Regions from separate parts of the Homo sapiens genome. Here region 2 is linked to region 1. The links are chromatin contacts, found by Hi-C in ENCODE. All regions are on one chromosome and are shown on one strand. Each heading gives the region's core, a stretch centred on a gene start or an enhancer-like site at or near the end of the contact. The rest is flanking DNA. Distances are from core to core; before and after follow the strand shown. Region 1 has its middle 38 kb from the start of FAM78A. Region 2 holds the start of POMT1 (protein O-mannosyltransferase 1).

Region 1 (4,187 bases), core at 465-2,964:
GCTCTGGCCTGACATCTGGGTTAAATGATCCCAAGTTGGTTCCCACTTTGACCTCATCTGGTCTGTGGGGTGGGGACATCTCCTGCCTGGCCTTCAGGCCCCTTATCAAACACAGGACCCTGCTGCTGGGGAATGGTGCGGCTCTAGTGCGGCGCTCAGGCTTTCGCTGGAGATTTTTCATCAGGGCTAGGCTAGGCCCTTGAATCTGTGTTTTTCCTAAAGTGGGTGATTCTTGTACAGATGGTCCATGAACCCCATGGGCCTTCTGCTTTAATCTAAGGACAGTAGCCATAAATACCCACCCAGGGGGCATCTGAAAAACAGAACCCAGCTCCCATGAACATGTTTATTTTGCAGTTAATCCAGGCTAAGGGATTTTATCTGAAATTGTTGATAAGAAACACAAGTGTAAATTTAAGCCGCTCTGGCACCTGCTCAAAAAAGAAAAACTCTAAAAGCACAAGTGGGCCAAGTCACCTCCTTGCCACTCAAAACACTTTGAACCCTCCTCTGTGAGTCCCTGTAACAGAGGAGGAAAGACCTTCCTTGCCCTCATCCTGCCTTGCAGCAGCTCACCCCACTTGGCTTCTGGACTGCCACTTAGTTGTTTATTCTATTTTTTTTTTTTTTTAAGACGGAGTCTTGCTCTGTCACCAGGCTGGAGTGCAGTGGCACAATCTCGGCTCGCTGCAACCTCCGCCTCCCAGGTTCAAGGGATTCTCCTGCCTCAGCCTCCCGAGTAGCTGGGACTACAGGCGTGCACCACCACGCCTGGCTAATTTTTGTATTTTTAGTAGAGACGGGGTTTTACCGTGTTAGCCAGGATGGTCCTGAACTCCTGGACTCAAGCCATCCGCCCTCCTTGGCTCCCAAAGTGCCGGGATTACAGGCATGAGCCAGTGCACCTGGCCCCATTTGTAATTTCTCTTAGAAGACCTGTCCAGTACTTCTCGGCATTTGATTTTCAGCCAACAAAACTGGCCCAGTTTCATGCCAGAGATGGGGCTTCTTGCCTGAACTTCCTCTGAGGAAGTCCGTGGAGCACCCTGGCTGGAAGGCAGGGATAGTGGATCTCCCAGCCTGGGCTGCCAGCTGGTCGGATTCCTGCGTGTGCACCCCCATTGCTCTGTCTCAACATCACTCTCTACTTTCCTCCTGGGGAAAGGAGGAGGAGCAATTGGATGGAGGGTGTATCAACCCCCAAACTTCTGCCGTTTTCAAAATGTCTCCTATGGGAAGTTAGTATTCTATAAAAAAAAAAAAGGTGGGGGGGGGCTCTATGGCCATATAAGTTTAGGAAGAGTGGATGGAACAAAATTTAACATCTTTTTATTATAAAAAAGACCTTTTTGAGCCTTTAATATGCAAATATGTTTTGTAAATCAACAAGAGGAAACAGTCCGCCATTTCCCAAATACGTTTGCTCGGAACCTTTCTCCTTGGAGTTGGGGTCCTTGGCACTCAGGCTGGGAACCGCTGCCTCGTTGATGTTGCTATACGGAAGCACAGCTCACTTCCTGCTGGTTGTGTTTCTAACACACATTCCTTTTTAAAAATTGCTTTGTAATAGTAACAACTCACTGGATGGCTACAGCATGCCAGCACTGACTATGCTAAGCCCTTCACTGACATTTTCACATTTCACCCTGTGAGCCACGTACTACAACCCACAGCTTTCAGATGAGAAAATGAGGCTGAGCCAGGAAGCGGTTTGCCCAAGTCTCACAAGAGAATGAGGGGCGGAGCCAGCACTGGGGCCCGGGCAGTGTCTCCCTCCCGCTCCTGCCAGGCCCTGGCTGGCTACCATTGGATCTCCTGATTCTTCTCCAAGATACCTGTTCATTTCCAAAGAAATCTTGCCGGCTGGTGCCAGCAACACTGCTGAACCCCTTACCGACCAGCAGACCACCCTGTGAAAACAAGCCGGCCTTGACATCAGTCACAGCAAATAACCCTGACACCACGCAGTTACCTGTCCCCTCTGCTGCCTCTCACCTGTTTGTATCTGTGATCACGATCTGTCTACAACGGCAGCCCGGCGGGGGCTGGGCAGAGGCCGGGCCTGTCTAGCTTATGTTGGCGTGAACCGCACATGGACAGGGGTTTGCGGGTCCTGACGAGGACTCCAGGGTGGGAGCAGCTGGCTCCATACCCTTCAGCTGTGTCATCTGCCCTTCCTCTGCCGTCTCCTCTGGGGTCTGGCTTTGAGGCTTGCCAGAGTCCCACCAGAGGTCAGGCCACAGGCCCACTGAGGTGGCAGTTGCTGCATTGTTATAAATAGAAGCCCATCCATACCGCAGCCCCGGCCGGCCGGAGATTCTCTGCATTGTTTTCAGACCTAGATTGCCAGCTGCAGAGGCCACAGGCAGGGGTGGGGGGAGCGAGTGGGCTGTGGATGGAAGGCGGGAGCCCCAGCATATGAGACAAGAGCCGAGCCCGGTCCTGGCTAGAGGCGACCTCTCCTTGCTGGCATCCTGGCCCGTGAGGGTACAGAAGCAGCTTTGCTTTGTGGCCCATCGGATGTTGGCTTTCTCGACCTCACCTAGTGCCTTTCCATCTGGAAGCCTAGAAGGGGGCTTGGCTGCCATGCAGCCCTCACAGTGCCTGCAGGCCCTCCTGTCTGGCCCTCCTCCCCCTCCTGCCCCCTTCCGCATCTAACTCTCCCTGCGGTTCTCCAGGCCCCTCTGCACTTTCTCTGCTTCTCAAATGGCCCATTCTCCTCGTCGCCACAGGACCGCTCCATCCTCTGTCCCTTCCTGCTCATCCTGCAGGTCTCCATTTAAGCGCCACCTCCCCACGGCAGAGCCTTCCTGGTGGGCTGACCTGCTCACAGGCACTGGCTCCCTTTGTGTGCTCCTGCCCTGCCGCACTGCTATTTTGAGGCCTCCGTCGCAATTGAAATTTCTCGTGTAGTCGGTGGTTTCATTCATTTATCTAGTCCGTCCCAGCAACGGGCAGCTCTGTGAGGGCAGTGCCAGGACAGAGCAAGAGTCAGGAACTGTTGATAAATGACTCCCAGCACGACTTCCTAGAAAGAAGCCAAGACTTGTTCAAAAGCCAGACCCCCACCTGAGATGACAAGAGATAGCAGGTATTCAGACAGTTCAAGGGCACAGGGCCAGCTAATGGCACCAGAGGCACACAGCAAGGCCAGGGCTCCCCCACCCTGCCCAGGGGTCCTCTGGGTCTCATCCCAGGAACGCACTAGGGCAGGGCAGCCAGGTGAGTGGTGAAGAGTGCAGACTGGGTGCAGGAGGCCCTGGGGAGGAGGCCTTTCTCTGAGACACCAGCTGGAGCAAGCCGTCCCATCTGCCCCCCGTGAAAATGAGGCAGGTGCCGTGTGCCTCACAGGGCAGGGCTTGCACGGGGCTCAGGGCAGCGCCTGGCAGAGTCACTGGGGTGCTCACGGTGGCTTCCCTGCCTTCTCAGGGAGAGACCCAGGCCCCAGCAGACGGACCCCAGTGCCCCACGAAGTCTTCCCTGATCCCACAGCTGACCGGCAGCACTCACTTCAGGAATGGGGCTCGGGGACCCGCAAAGGTCCAGCCTGGGTGACAGAGTGAGACTCTGCCAAAAAAAAAAAAAAAAAATCAAGACAGTAGACATCAGACAAGGAAGGACAGTGATCCCCAAGATTCAAGAAACTAATGAATGAGCCATATGATTGCCCCAGTTACCGCCTGGAGAGTGTGTCCAGATCACAGTGCATGGAAGGAGAGCCCAAGAGGAGCCCGACAGTCTCCCGGAGTTTACAAAGCAGAGGACTGGGGAGGAGAGGGCCTCACACAGAGAGAACTCTGGACCCTTGCGGAGGGTCCTCTCGAGTATTCAACTGAGTACTGCTCAGCTTGGTACATGTGAGGAAATCCCGGGTCTAGAGAAGGAAAACAACATGAGAGGATTAGAGGCAAACTCTTCAGAACTCTAGGGCGAAGAATAGTGCCTCTTCCTGCCGGCCGAAGTGGAAAGCCTCATAAATCACTTCGCATTGGAAACAGTGCTCAGAAACGTTTTGTCTCGGTGCTGGGAGAATATGAGTCCTACCCAGAATGCCACTTGGATCTCACCTAACAACGCTTAAAAGCAAGACCCAAACAAATCAAACTATTTCCAAGTAAGAGCCCAGAACAAAGCCCAAGAAGCGCATAGGAATACAAAAGCACCCGGTAACGGGCGGCTGTCAAAGG
Region 2 (4,187 bases), core at 1,050-3,549, 260 kb after region 1:
TAAAAGGTAAGAATGGGCTGAGGCAGCAGTTCTCGGTTTTGCCATTGCCTCACTGACCTGGGGAAAGACGTTTCACCACCTGAGTCAGTCTCCTTAATCATAAAACACAGATTGTAATGGTATCGACCTCATGGCGTAGTGTGGATTCAAAGTCACCAGTAGCTTTTAGCTTAGTGCCTAGAACCAGCTAAGAAAACTTATAAATTACCCCCAAGAAATAAAACGCTGTTTCCATGAGGAACCCCAGTCCCTCAACTTCCTTCTAAGCCTTTTGACTATGGAAGAGAGTTGGGGACCTGGCCATGGGCATCTCAGCTTTAACTAGCCACACTCACTGCCCTGATTTACTGCTCCCTAGGGACAGGTGGCTCACAAAATCTCAAACGGAGACCAGCCCTGAAAGAGGCTAGTCCTAAGGTTGGGGGCTTGCAAGATGGAGGCTGTAAGTCCTGAGGCACCACCACTGTTAGCATGGCATGAACCAAAGCTTAACAGCCCAGCCCCACTCCCTCCTGGGGCCCAGGGAACCCTCCCTGCCCACTGTAAATACAGTTGCCTGCAGGCTCTGGCCACAAACCCAGGTGAGCCCCAGCTCCTTGCCTCTCTGTGGGATCTTGGGTGAGTCACATAACCCCTCAAGGGTAAGCCATAAAGAAGTAACCACGAAATTCTAACTGGTGTCATCTAATGCTATGTTGCCCAACATGGAAAAAAAGTCTTGCAGGCAGCCAAGAACCATAATGAAGGTTATTAAACCTGCAGTGTGCCCTTTTGGTCTGTATAGATTAACATACAAATAGACCAGGAGATCAAGAAGGAGCGAGGCTGAGAAGAGTGATCCATCAGCCTGGTTGCGTTGCTGTCAGTTACCCTGCTCTGGGTGCCGACTGTTCAGGGAAAACATGGGAAGGGGTGCATTGACCCAACCAAAAGTACCATGTCTGCTCCAAAGCAGGCCTTTGGGAAGGCTCTTGACCCTCAGCAGAGGGGGCTGGAGAGGCTGATGGATGAGGAGGAGCCCTGGGAATGGAGGAAGAAGCCTCCAGTCTTCTGCCACGGAGTTTAGGGGAGATGCCCCCACTGGAGCCTCTGATGGTCATGCAGCCCCCACTGATGTCCAGGTTTTTTTGGTTTTGTTTTTTGTTTTGAGACGGTCTCACTTTGTAGTCCAGGCTGGAGTGCAGTGGTGAGACCAAGGCTCACTGCAGCCTCGACCTCTCTGCCCCAAGTGATCTCCTGCCTCAGCCTCCCTTGTAGCTGGGACTGCAGGCAGACGCCAAGGGGCCCCGCTAATTTTTGTATTTTTTTGTAGAGACGGGGTCTCGCTGTGTTGCCCAGGCTCTCCTGGACTCAAGCGGGCTCACGGATCCTCCCACCTCGGCCACCCAAAGTGCTGGGGTTACAGGCGTGAGCCACCGCCCCCGGCCCTAGGTCCGTTTTAAATGCCCTTACCCTCAGCCACTTCACCGCTAGATGTATGTGCAAGCAGGATCGTGGCATCGATGTTTTTCGGCAAGGAAACTAGGAGCGCCCGCGGGCGTGGGGGCACGTGCCTGTGGTCTCAGCTGCTCTGGAGGCCGAGGAGGGAGGATCGCTTCGGGCAGAGAGGTCGAGGCTGCAGCAAGCCGTGGTCCTGCCACTGTACTCCAGCCTGGGCGACAGAGCGAGACCCCGTGTCTTAAAAAAAAAATTAAGGTCGGACGCAGTGGCTCACGCCTGTAATCCCAGCACTTTGGGAGGCCGAGGTGGGCGGATCACTTCAGGTCAGGAGTTCGAGACCAGCCTGGCCAACATGGTGAAACCCTGTCTCTACTACAAATACAAAAATTAACCGGGCGTGGTGGCGTGCGCCTTCAATCTCAGCTACTCGGGAGGCTGAGGCAGGAGAATCGCTTGAACCCGGGAAGCGGAGGTTGCGGTGAGCCGAGATCGCGCCATTGCACTCCAGCCTGGGCAACAAGAGCGAAACTCCGTCTCAAAAAAAAAGAAAAGAAAAGAAAAGAAAAAAACTAGGAGCAAACTGGCGCGCCCGGCAGAACGCCGTTGTGCAGACGCAGAATTAAGATCTTCACGCCAGATGGAGTGAAAAAGCAAGGAGCAGAAGATGGGTGGGAGCCCACTGCGCTTTTTAAAATCTGCACGTCTGCTTAGAGTACACAGAAATCCTGGCACACAAAACAGTAGCACCCGAGAGAGGGGAGGTCGCCGCGTTTCACACCTGCCTCTCCTCCGGGACCGGCGCCCTCGCCCGCTGCGCACGCGCGTCACCCTCTCCCAGTGCGCACGCGCGCTGCTGCCCGTCTGGCCCCGCAGGCTCGGTGAATCGAACGTTGAGCAGGGCGGTGGGTGGTGCGGAGTGCCGAGCGGCCTCACCCCCAACCGTCGGCCCAGTCGGACGGTTCCGAGGCGTTGCCGGGAGCCGGGCGCGGCTCTGTGTGGACTCGGAGAAACGCGGGTACATTTGGGGACACCGGGGACGAGAGCCCAGCCCGGACTTGGGGGAGTCCGTCAGTGCCGGACGCGGGTCCCTGGCTTGCGGACGGGCTGGGGCCGGGGGCGTCCCCGTCTTTCCGGAGCTGGGGGCGGGGTTCGGGCCCGGGCAGATGCGGCGTTCGGGCGGCCGAGCCCCGAAGTAAGAACTCCGTGGCGCGTGCAGCCCTAGGGAGGAAGGGCGTGCTGCGGGTGCAGTCTCAGGGTGAGGACGGAGCTGGGGCCGACGCAGCCTCGGGAGTTGGTGGACGGGACAGGTGCGGCCTGTGGGGAAGAAGGGCCGGCCAGGGAGATGCGGTCTGCAAGGGGAGAGGAGGCACTCCCAGGACAGATGGGACCTTTTGGGACGAAGGCGCTCAAGGCAGATGCAGCTCAGGGAGGGAAGGGCGCGTCCAGGGTAGATGGGGCCTGAGGAGACCAGCGGGGCGCCAACGGCCAGATGCGGCTTTGGTGTGAGACAGGGTGTCCCAGGCCTGATGCAGCCTCAAGAGAAGCGGAGCTCAAGGGAAGATGAAGCCTGGAGGAGAACGTGGGGGCGCAGGGTGCAAATGCACCCTCCAGGCGAGAAAGGGAGCACCCGGGGATGATGTGCCGCTGGGATAGAAGGCAGGGAGGCACTGGGGGCAGATGCATCCTTGAGGAGAGATGAGGAGGCCCCGAGGCTCGGCCAGGTTGGGGTCCCTGGGCTGTAAGCAGCTGAGATGGCACCCAGGAGCTGCCCAGGGTCAGGTAGCTGTGGCCGCACTGTGGGCTTCTGGTCGTCGGGGAGGGAGGGGAGAAACCCTGGCGTTCCTTAGCAGTGTTCTCGCGCCCAAGACGTGCTCGGCAGGTTTTGTGGAATGAGTTGTTGAAAGGAGTGAATGTCCAGTCCTGAGATCCCCTGAATTCCCACCCGAGTTCACTGCTAGTGCCCCTCACCCCACATGTCTACCTGAACCAAGGCTCCAGGAACTTCGGTCTTTCTCAGCAGCCCGGCTGTGCTGTGGTTCTCCTCGTGTGTCCGGGAGCCGGGTGGCTGGGGATCCCTTCTGTAGCCTCTCGTGAGCCCTCATGGACCACGGCTCCTCCCTTCTTTTCTAGGGCGTCTGCCTGAGCCCGCTTTTCTACAAGATGTGGGGATTTTTGAAGCGCCCTGTAGTGGTGACGGCTGACATCAACTTGAGCCTTGTGGCCCTGACTGGGATGGGGTTACTGAGCCGGCTGTGGCGACTCACCTACCCGCGGGCTGTGGTGTAAGCTAAATGACTCCATTCCCAGGGTGAATCTAGAATTGTACTTTGTGACAGGAGGCGCCCTTACTGAATAGCATAAATGGGAGAGTGAAATCCTGGCTTCTTGGTGATAGGTGTTTTTGGCAGTGAGAGGAGAGACCAGTCTGTCCCCAGGACAGCCCCAGCAGAGTACACCTTTTAGGTCTTGCCTTCTGAGTCTGTAACAGGTGAAATTTGGCCCATTAAAGGGGTGCAGTAGAGGAAAATCTGGTTGCCAGCCTTAAGTAACAGTTTTAAAGTCTGGACGGCAGAGGATTAATGGATTTGGAAGTAAGTCTTCACTGTTGAGAGCACTTTTTAGAATGTGTTTTTGTCATAATGGGAAGTGATTGCTGTTATTATTGAAGGGCTCTTTATTAACTGATTAATGTGTGTATGTGTGTGTGTGTGTGTGTGTGTGTGTGTGTGTGTGTTTTTGAGACGGAG

The links. A loop is a pair of places that touch in the nucleus more often than their neighbours do. Pooled maps may share reads with other maps.
Region 2: a loop to region 1 is called in a pooled map, with 4 times the contacts of the local background. The contact joins the promoter of POMT1 here to the enhancer-like site in region 1. A Hi-C loop is called at or near these places in 6 of 50 pooled maps.

What each region holds. Positions count from the first base shown.
Region 1 is chr9:131,236,462-131,240,648 of GRCh38, forward strand. No RefSeq gene overlaps it. Among named protein-coding and RNA genes, the nearest start is that of FAM78A, 38 kb to the right of the region's middle. RefSeq lists enhancers at 1-3,336, 372-872, 873-1,373, 1,429-1,996, 1,793-1,952. Within about 2 kb of position 1,715, at least 28 of the 41 ENCODE cell types and tissues checked have a DNase peak (open chromatin) inside an H3K27ac peak, as active enhancers do.
Region 2 is chr9:131,500,619-131,504,805 of GRCh38, forward strand. It overlaps POMT1 (protein O-mannosyltransferase 1), which reads left to right and starts at 2,300. Exons shown (of 20, transcript NM_001077365.2): 1 at 2,300-2,455; 2 at 3,571-3,722. The coding sequence starts at 3,601. RefSeq lists enhancers at 1-597, 2,086-2,953, 2,954-3,819, 3,191-3,250, 3,731-3,810 and 1 more and silencers at 2,201-2,400, 2,471-2,620.